Regions from separate parts of the Homo sapiens genome. Here region 1 is linked to region 2. The links are chromatin contacts, found by Hi-C or POLR2A ChIA-PET in ENCODE. All regions are on one chromosome and are shown on one strand. Each heading gives the region's core, a stretch centred on a gene start or an enhancer-like site at or near the end of the contact. The rest is flanking DNA. Distances are from core to core; before and after follow the strand shown.

Region 1 (4,913 bases), core at 853-3,352, 2.1 Mb after region 2:
AAGCAGCTAGGACTACAGGTGGATGCCACCACACCTAGCTAATTTCTTAAAATTTTTTGTAGAGACAGATCTCGCTACGTTGCCCAGGCTGGTCTTGAACTCCTGGCCTGAAGTGATCCTCCCACATCAGCCTCCCAAAGTGTCTTGAAATTACTGGCGTGAGCCATGGCACCCAGCCAAATTCCACCTTCTTCTAGAAAACTGCTGGGTAAGGTTCCTGTTCTTTAGGGTCCCCACGACTCTGTGTCCTTACACCTGGCCCTCCAGACTGATTCTCAACTCCACAGTGGCCTACGGTCCTTCCTTGGCCCTGCTCCTTCACACCTCTGTGCCTCTCCCTGCCTAGCAAATTTCTTATCACCCTCAAGGCCCCCCAGCACCACCTGTCACCTCCTCCACATTTCCATGGCATAGCCCCTCCCCTATAGCAAGGGTTGTACAGTCCTGGAACTAAGTGTCTGCATGCCTGCCTTCTCTACTGGGCTCCTGGGCTCTCTCGGGAAAGGGACCCCGTTGCTATCTGCCTTGTGTCCGTAGGGTCTAGCAGAAAGCATGACCTAGATAATGCAGAATTCAGTAAATGTCTCTTGTATGTGTGGAAGAAAGCTACAGCTAAACTATTATAAAAATGTGAGATTTTATATCACAGCTTGTTCCAACAGTTAGCAATTAAAGGGGTCAAGGACACCAAAATGTTTCACAAAATAGAACAAGCTTCCATCTGCTTACAAGTTTCACACGCTAATCAGAAGTCACTAAATGAACAGATAAAGCAGAGACAACAGGCAGGCTGGGCCATTTCTTTGATCATTCATTCATTCATTGAGCTGATACTACTGAATACTTCCTGTGTGCTTTCTAAGCACTGGGGATAAAGCAGTGGACAAATCAGACAGCTACCTGTTTTCACAAAGTTACATCCTAGTCGGGGAGACAGAAAATAAGCAGGCAAATAAATAGAATAGTTTCAAACCAGATGAGAGCTAGGAAGGAAATTTTTTAAATAATGAAATAGCATGACTAAGGGAAGAAAGAGGGTGGTCGAGGAGGGCCTCACCCAAAACGAGACATCTGACCAGAGGAAGGAGCAGAAAGAGCTACTTGTGCCAAGATCACGGAGACAACTCCAAAGACGGGGAAACAGCAAATGCAAAGGTCCTGGGGCAAATGCGGGCTGGCATGTTCAAGGCGGGCGAGATGAGTGGGACGGGGCAGCAGTCTTCTGGGGGAGGGGCGCGGTGGTAAGGGATTCGGGCTGGGTCCCCTCTGGCACTGCTGGACACCGAGTGTGCAATGACAAGGCAAGAGAGGAGTGCGCGGGGAGGCGGGAGGCTGGGCGGGTGGGGAGGGGGTTCCTACACCACTCACACCAGCACGGGCCAGCACCCTGCCCAGTCTTCCACAGATGCACACCGGGGTCCTGCCCAGGCGTCTGCATACATTCACACAGCCTGACAACAACCCTGTCCAGAAGAGACATTTCCCCACCTTCCCGAAGGCAAAACCGCGGCAGAGCGAGGGTCAGTGCCTTGGCCAAGGTCGCGGGGACGCGACCCCGGGCCCCTGGGCACCCGGCGCAGGAGTGCAGCTGTCTGCCCCACCTCCGGGAGGGATGGCGCCCGCAGACCCCACGGGCAGGTCGGCCGGGCCAGGCCGGTGAGCAGGCCCGCAGCCCGGGGCTGCTGACAGCCGGGCGGAAGGGGGCGCCTGCGGCATCCCCCAGCACAGGGGCGACGGCTGCGGCTGCCAGGGCCCCGCAGCCCCCGGCCCGCCCCGAAGCCCCCGGCCGCGCGGTTCCCTCACCGCCCCTCCCCGCGGGCCCGGCCCGAGCAGCCGCCGCCAGGCCTAGCCCGCCCGCCGGGCTCACCTCGCCTCCCCGCCGCCGCGCCACGGGGAGAGGGCGGGCGGGCGGACTGGCGGCGCTGCGTGCTAGTCACTCCTGGCTCCGCGGCCCCGGCTCCGCCGCCGGCCCGCCCCGCTCCGCTCCGCCCCGCCGCCGCCGCCGCCGCCGCCGCCGCAGTGGGTGTGAGGGGCGCCGGGGCGCTGCGACCCTTCCGGTCCCGCTCCCTTCTCCGCCGCTGCCGCCGCCGCGGCGCCCGGTCTGACAGACCCTCGCGCCGACCAATCAGCGCGCGGAGAGCGGAGCAGGCGCGGCCAATGGCGCCTGGGGGGCGGGCCGATGGAGGGTGGCGCGGGCGGGGTCGGGGGCCGGGTCGGGCGCCCGAGGTCCTGGGCCGGGGTTCCGCGGGTTCTTCGCCCCCGGGCCTTTCAGTGGCGCGGGCCGAGTGGCCATGGCGCTCGGGTGCGCGCAGTGCACGCGGTGAGCTGGAGACGCAGGCATTGCGCGGCCCACCGGCTGAGCCCGCTCTCCCTGCGAGGGGGGCGCAGCTCGGTGGAGAGGGTGGCCCGGAGGACCGGGAACCGGGCTGGAGGCGCGCGGGGCTCACACCGCGGGGTCCGCGGGGAGCCGGGCCTCGGGCTGCAGGTGCAGGCTTGTGGCGGTGAGGCGACTGGAGCGGCACGGGAGCCCGCCCGTTTCGGGGAGAGCCCGGGGCGATCGCGGGGGGAGGCCGGCCTGGCGTCCGGGAGCCCGGCGTGCTAGGGCCCGGTAGGCGGGGCGGGCCTCGCACTCGGTTGCTCGCTGCGGCGCCGGAGGAACGGGTCTATGGGGGTGTGGGTGAGGCCAGAAGCCGGGTCGAAGAGGGGGAGGGGGTGCGAAGAGATGGCGGTGTGTAGACAGGTGACCCGGTGGGTCGGTGACGCAGGAGGAGACTGCGCTTGGTGGCGGGATCACTTAGTTGACAACATCTAAAAATTAGGAGGTGCGGCAGGGCGCGGTGGCTCACGCCTGTAATCCTAGAACTTTGGGAGGTCGTGGCGGGTGGACTACCTGAGGTGAGGAGTTCGAGACCAGCCTGGCTAACCTGGTGAAACCCCGTCTCTATTAAAAATACGAAGCAATGAGCTGGGCGTGGTGGCGGGCGCCTGTAATCCCAGCTACTCGGGAGGCTGAGGCAGGAGAATCACTTAAACCTGGGAGGCGGAGGTTGCAGTGAGCCGGGATTGCGCCATTGCACTCCAGCCTGGGTGACAGAGTGAGACTCTCTCAAAAAAAAAAAAAAAAAAAAAAAAAAAAAAAAAAAAAAAAAGGGAGGTGCTCAGTCAAGCCTCTGAGAGGAGTGGGGGGCGGGGCGAGGAGTCTCTTGCTCAGAGCCCCCTAGGGACTGGGACCCGTTGACTCTGAGCTGCTTTTGAGGCTGGATCAGGTACCAGCGGCCTGGGGGTCGTACAGGATGGGAGAGGCCGGGGCTTGGGATGTTGCCAGATCTACGTTGAAAAGTGAAGCAGGAAGAGAGGCACTGAGGCTGGGCACATGGGGAAAACCGTGGAGAGCCGGCCTTTGGGGACTAGAAGAGTGGGAACAATGGTTGACAAATGGTGAGTGTGGTGTAGAACAGCAGTAACACAATACCAGGATCCACAGAGTGGCCAGGGCCAGAGTGGGGAGAAGGAACAGGACTCTGCAGATGGGGAGGGTAAGGGGCTGGGTGGCGTGAAGGGTGGTTGCAGAATTTGGGGAGGGCAGCTAGCCTGTGACCCAGGTTCCAAGGGCACTGAGGTCTGGGCCAGGCCGCTTGGAGGCACCAGAGCCTCAGAGGAGGGGTGGGGTAGAGGAACGGATCCAGCATGGTGTCCCCCTTGGCCACCAGAGGGAGTTTTCTAAATTTGAGCATGGCTCATCGCTGCTTGAAATTCTACGTCACAGTGTGGCCTGCATTGAGGAGGGCCCACACCTGTCGCTACCTCAGACTCACCTGCCACCTGCCTCAAGTGCATGAGAGAGAACAGGAAACCAGAAATTGTCAGGATCGAGGATTATGGGAAAAGAGTAAAAGCCTAGCTGTCAGATCTGAGGTTCCACCAAGGAGCACTGATGGGTGCTTCTCATTAGGAAGGCGGTGCGGTGGCTCACACCTGTAATCCCAGTACTTTGGGACGCCGAGGTGAGTGGATCACCTGAGGCCAGGAGTTCGAGACCAGCCTGGCCAACATGGTGAAACGTCATCTCTATTAGAAATACAAACATTAGCTGGGCGTGGTGATGGGTGCTTGTAATTCCAGCTATTCAGGAAACCAAGGCAGGAGAATAACTTGAATCCACGAGGCAGAGGTTGCAGTGAGCCGAGATTGCTCCACTGCACTCCAGCCTGGGCAACAGAGCAAAAACTGCATCTCAAAAAAATAAAAACAAAAAAACAGAGGGGACACCAGTTCCCAGCACTCCAGGCCTAACTTCATAGCACTCACATCATGTCAAGTGAGTAACCAAAAATCAGTGTACATATGTACACAGCTATACATATCTCACACTAAGTTTTCTGTAAGAGTTCTTTTTATTGCAGAGACACTGCTTTTTTTCTGGTTTATGAAATACAGTGAACATTTATGGACACAAAGCTGAGGTGACAGGGTGGGGAGGGGGGCCTTGGAACAGCACCAAGAATCCTGGTTGAACCCTCCAAGTGAAAAGATCCTGCCACGACATACGTGAACCAGGTGTGACACGTGAGCACGTCTCACCTGATCCGGCCTATGGTGGGGAGAAGCAATTGAGGAAGGCCTTCTGGGCAGGAGGAAGTTGTTGCTGAGGCTGCCGAGCAGGATGTGTTGGGCCTGTGACTTAGGCAGAAAGGGCGCTCAGGCCCACATGCTCAGATGTGAGGACCTGCTTGCTGTGTTCAGGGAGCCACAAGTCACCTGGTCTTAGGGAAAGGTGAGGGGACTGGAGAGTTCTGAGGACCTTGAGGTAGATTGGCACTGCCAGGCATGTAGGCTGGCTTTAGCTCACTGATACGCCTTGTTCAGCCCAGAGAGGTTTTCTTTTTTTAATTGATTAGTTGATTTAAGAAACA
Region 2 (5,027 bases), core at 1,605-4,104:
GCTGTGGTTTCAGTATTCTTGTGTATAAAATATGGGTAACTGCACAAAGCTATTTTGAAGCTCCAGTAAAGCAAGGTTGGTGAAAGCATTTTGCAAACTGCTAAGCGCTGTCCAAATGTTGTATCCTCAGACTTTACACGTCACTGAAAGTGTTTCTGAGTCGTGCTAAAGAAATCCACGTGGAAGATTAAGGGAATTTATGCCTGCAGTAATGTCTTTGGGCTGCACCTACACTATTTGACTTTGAACTTAATTTCCTGAATTACCTTCACTGCTTGGGGAGCTGTGCCCATCATCTCCTGCAGGCCACAGCCCTGGCCCTCATTTCTGTGGGTTGGCAAGGGCTGGGGTGGAGGTGGGGTGAGCAGTTTGTTAGAGACCGCCCTGAAAGCCTTGCTGCCAGATCTCAGTGACATGAGTAAGGTCGTGTGGAAATATGTGACTTCCTGTTATGGAATTAGCCTGGGACAGTGAAGAGTGGCCTTGGGGTGAACCAGAGGGCACTTGCCCACCTGGGTATGGGTATCCCAGCTGCACTTGATTGTTACTTTGGGGGAAGGCAGTACAGTGTGAGCTAAATCTTCGGACTTTCCTAGAGAAGCCTGAAATCCACGTATCTTCATTTTTCATTCTCAGGGCAACTCCAGTGCCTGGGTGGAGTTAGTGCCTGAGTTGGTTGTGTAGCTTTGGGCCGCTGCTCTTGACTTCAGTTTTCTCATTTAAAATTGGTGATCCACCTGAGATCAGGAGTTCAAGACCAGCCTGGTCAACATGGTAAAACCCCATCTCTACTAAAAATACAAAAATTAGCCCGGCATGGTGGAACACACCTGCAATCCCAGCTACTCAGGAGGCTGAGGCAGGAGAATCGCTAGAACCTGGGAGGTGGAGGTTGCTGTGAGCTGAGATGGCTCCACTGTACTCCAGCCTGGGCGACAGAGCGAGACCCCCGTCTCAAAGAAAAAAAAAACCTGGTGATCTAGCTGGGCAACATAGGGAGACCCTGTGTTTACAAAAAATTCGCTTGGCGTGGTGGCCACGTTTCTGGTTCCAGCTACTTGGGAGGCTGAGGCAGGAGGCTCATTTGAGCCCGGGAGGTTGAAGCTGCAGTAAGCCGTGATCGTGCCACTGGACTCCAGCCTGGGTTACAGAACAAAACCTTGTGTCAAAAAATAAAATAAATAAAATTGGTGACCATACCACCTTACTTTGGTTGTTAAGATACAGAAGAGAAAATGGAATGCCCAGCCCACCACACTGGTCCTGGCTGCAGGAATCCACTGGAAACGCTAGTTCCTTGTGTTCTGGGTTGCTATTTGGTAACCTGCAGGCTCCAGAGGTTGTAATCCTGCTTGCCTTGGGGCCCACCACCCATATGATTAAAAGGAATAACGGGATTACCGAGGCCTTTAAAATTTTGTGGTCAAGGAGATAATATAAAGGAGTTTTGTGTATTAGGAAGAGAACAACGCCCCCACCCTGTCCTTTACCTCGTGAGTTCACGAGTGGTGTATTTGTTTTGTTTTGTTTTTGAGACGATGTCTCGCTCTGTCGCCCAGGCTGGAGTGCAGTGGCGAGATCTCGGCTCACTGCAAGCTCCGCCTCCCGGGTTCACGCCATTCTCCTGCCTCAGCCTCCCGGTAACTGGGACTACAGGCGCCCACCACCACGCCCGGCTAATTTTTTTGTATTTTTAGTAGAGACGGGGTTTCACCATGTTCGCCAGGATGGTCTCGATCTCCTGACCTCGTGATCCGCCCGCCTGGACCTCCCAAAGTGCTGGGAGTACAGGCGGGAGCCACCGCGCCCGGCCTCCGTATTTGTTTAAAAAAAAAAAAAAAAAAAAAAAGGCCGGGCGCGGTGGCTCACGCCTGTAATCCCAGTACTTTGGGAGGCCCAGGCGGGCGGATCACGAGGTCAGGAGATCGAGACCATCCTGGCCAACATGGTGAAACCCCGTCTCTACTAAAAAAACAAAAAAATTAGCCGGGCGTGGTGGCGCATGCCTGTAATCCCAGCTACTCGGGAGGCTGAGACAGGAGAATCGCTTGAACCCGGGAGGCGGAGGTTGCGGTGAGCCGAGATCGCGCCATTGCACTCCAGTCTGGGCGACAAGAGCAAGACTCCATCAAAAAAAAAAAAATAATAAAAAGGAAGAAAAAGAAAGACAAATGATTTACAGGAAAAAATTTAAGTAAACAAAAGTACAAATGCGATGTCAATCGTTCAGGTGGTGCCAGGGGACAGAGAACCGGGGAACACCAAGGTCTCATCGTCCCTGCAGAGCATCTCTGGGGGAGGCGACGGACAGGGCGCGAGCGCGGGGCTTGGAGGGCACCAAGGTCCAGGGGGATGGCGGGTTCAGTCCCAATCCCTCCGACCCGTGCTGAGGGCCTTGGAGGACCCCACTCGCCCAACCTCGGAAGCCCGGGTTCTGCCACTTCCAGCCACGCGTCCTTGGGCTGCGAAACTTTCTCCAGCCCAGTTTCCTCTTTTGGGACATGGGGAGGCGGAGGCTGCCAATGCTGGGATGGAGTCCTCGAGAGCAAGAGACCAGCGGCCTCGACGAGCTTACAATCCGATTAGGCCCTCCCACCGATGTGCTGTAGCTGCCCGCCGCCCTGGACCCGGCGCCGTCCCGCCCGGCTTCGGGAGCCCTCCGTAGCGGCCGGACTCGCGCGCGTTCTAAAATGAGGACAAAGCCCGCCCAGGTCTAGAGCGCGCGCGCCGTGGCGGCCAATGGGACGCTGAAGCTAGGTTGAGTGACGGACTTGAGCAGCCAATGAGTGTGCAGTTTGTTGCGATGTGGCACCCGGCTCCGGCATTATAAAGGGCGCCACGAGTCGGCATTGTCAGGCGGCGGCACCGCGCGGGACGGAGCTTGGCTGTTGGTCGGTGGGTTCCCGTGCGGCGGCGGCCAAGGAGGAGGAGACACAGTTGGAGCAGCTCCGTGGGCTGACTGGGGCGAGGCCTCAGCAGCGCGAGCTTGAGTGCGGCCGAGCCTGCGGCGCCTTCCCCTGCGGGTGGGGACGAGCGGGCCCCGCGGCGTCATCGGCGGCGAGGTGAGCGGCGGCCGGCGGGCGGGAGCTCTGGCGGGAGCCGCGCCGGCCTGACGCGCTGTCGCCGCTGGTTGCAGGAGCCGCCGCGCCTCGGCCTAGCATGTCGGAAGCGGGCGAGGAGCAGCCCATGGAGACGACGGGCGCCACCGAGAACGGACATGAGGCCGTCCCCGAAGGCGAGTCGCCGGCCGGGGCTGGCACGGGCGCCGCGGCGGGGGCTGGAGGCGCGACCGCGGCGCCCCCGAGCGGGAATCAGAACGGCGCCGAGGGCGACCAGATCAACGCCAGCAAGAACGAGGAGGACGCGGGGTAGGTGCGGCCGCGGGCGGACGGGGGCGCCGCCTTTGTTCCGGGGCCGCCTTTTGTTGGCGCCACGCGGCGGGGGGAGGGGCGGCGGCCTGGCCCGGGTCGGGGCTGGTGCGGCCCGCGGACTGTCGCCGCTGCGTTCGCGGGCCGGGCCTGGCGCTGCCACTCGCGCTGGAGTTTGCGGGAGTTTGTTGGGTCGACTTTGGCGCCGCCCCGGGGCCGCTCGCGCGCTGCCAGGGCCAGGGCCAGGGCCGGAGCCGGCGCAGGGGCGGGCGGATGGCCCGGAAGAGGGAAAGCGCTCGGACCCGGGGCCCGGCGGCGTCTTGGGCCGCGCCGGCGGCTGCGTGGGCGGAGTTGGCGCGAGCCGGGGCCCGGACCTCCCTCCTCCGCCTCTCCCGGGGGCGGAGTCACGGTCTGAACCCTGGGCGGGCTTGGTCCCCGGAAACATCGAGTTCCTTGAAACGAGTTCTCAGGAGTTGGTGGAGACGCTGGCCCTTTGCTACATGGTTGTAGAACACATGAATTTCCAGTTATGAGTGGTTAGGTCCCATACCCCTGGTGAGGTGGTCCCTTCTTTGCTTCTCACAGGCTGGGGCTGCAGAGCCTTGTTAAGCCTCGTTAGGGTCCTGGTTGAGTTCAATTTGGAGGGTAGTGGAGATTTAACATCTTTCTAAGGTGCTCCTTGCAGACTCTAAGGGTAGCTGTAGACTTCGTGAGAACTTTGCCAGGGCCAGTCCTTTCCAAAATCACAGCTTGCTTACAAGACTTGTTGCCGTGTGTCTCACCCTACCATTTCAGAAAAATGTTCGTTGGTGGCCTGAGCTGGGATACTAGCAAAAAAGATTTAAAAGACTATTTTACTAAATTTGGAGAGGTCGTTGACTGTACAATAAAAATGGATCCCAACACTGGACGGTCAAGAGGGTTTGGGTTTATCCTGTTCAAAGATGCAGCCAGTGTGGAGAAGGTAAGCTGGGTACTGGATTTCAGCAGTCTCAGTGGAAACGATTTGAATTCTAAGAGGACACCTTTCTTAAAGCATGACTAGTTTGTGTGGTCTGCATGTGATTTAAGTGCTTTGGGCAAAACCCAAAGCCGGAGGTTATGTTCCGGTTTTTGAGGGGATGAAAATACAGATTAAGCTGGGAGTGAGAGAATGTGCTGGAGTGGTTCGGGAAGATGACAGTTGACATTCATTACCTTTTATGTGCCTATTCTGGGTACGGCGCTAAACATCTGGGAGGATTACAAGAGAGTCCATGATTGGTATGATAGGCTTTTAGCCCCATTTTACAGGACAAAAACCAAAACCCTAAGGCTCAGAAATGTAAGTAGAAGAGGTCACAGCTAGTAGGGAGTGGAGGGAGGATTCCTTCCCCTGTGGCCCATCTTCAGCCTATGCTCCGAGTCCCTGCTGCTTCGCTTCTGGAGATGGGCCTCACGCTGGGACTGCTTGGGCAGGAAGAGCATGATCAAAGGCTTAAGTGTGAGGACTGTTTTCTAGGTGTCGAGGTAAACCAGCTGTACTTGAGGTTTGATGAAAATTGGGTTGGGAGGTTAAGCTGGGGTAGAATTTGGAGGGGGTGAAACACATGTTTGTATCTGTACTGGTGTCTTTATGGCTTAGAGAGAAGGGCCTTGTCTGGCTCGTGCTGCTGAGTC

What was found. A loop is a pair of places that touch in the nucleus more often than their neighbours do. ChIA-PET counts read pairs that join two places held with the same protein, here RNA polymerase II (POLR2A). Pooled maps may share reads with other maps.
Region 1: a map with no recorded cell type shows a loop between it and region 2 (19-fold over the local background). The contact joins the promoter of MAPK9 here to the promoter of HNRNPAB in region 2. A Hi-C loop is called at or near these places in 1 of 168 maps with a recorded cell type or tissue (CD14-positive monocyte), 1 of 37 single-sample maps with no recorded cell type and 7 of 50 pooled maps. POLR2A ChIA-PET finds 5 or more read pairs at or near these places in 1 of 52 experiments (activated CD8-positive, alpha-beta memory T cell).

Annotation. Positions count from the first base shown.
Region 1 is chr5:180,289,981-180,294,893 of GRCh38, forward strand. It overlaps MAPK9 (mitogen-activated protein kinase 9), which reads right to left and starts at 2,103. Exons shown (of 12, transcript NM_002752.5): 1 at 1,868-2,103. LOC124901151 (a long non-coding RNA gene) reads left to right here and starts at 2,252. Exons shown (of 2, transcript XR_007059085.1): 1 at 2,252-2,320. RefSeq lists silencers at 1,619-1,808, 1,939-2,308, 2,319-2,658 and an enhancer at 2,581-3,223.
Region 2 is chr5:178,201,679-178,206,705 of GRCh38, forward strand. HNRNPAB (heterogeneous nuclear ribonucleoprotein A/B) reads left to right here and starts at 2,855. Exons shown (of 8, transcript NM_031266.3): 1 at 2,855-3,062; 2 at 3,137-3,368; 3 at 4,164-4,332. The coding sequence starts at 3,160. RefSeq lists silencers at 2,669-2,738, 3,039-3,258, 3,279-3,388, 3,419-3,828.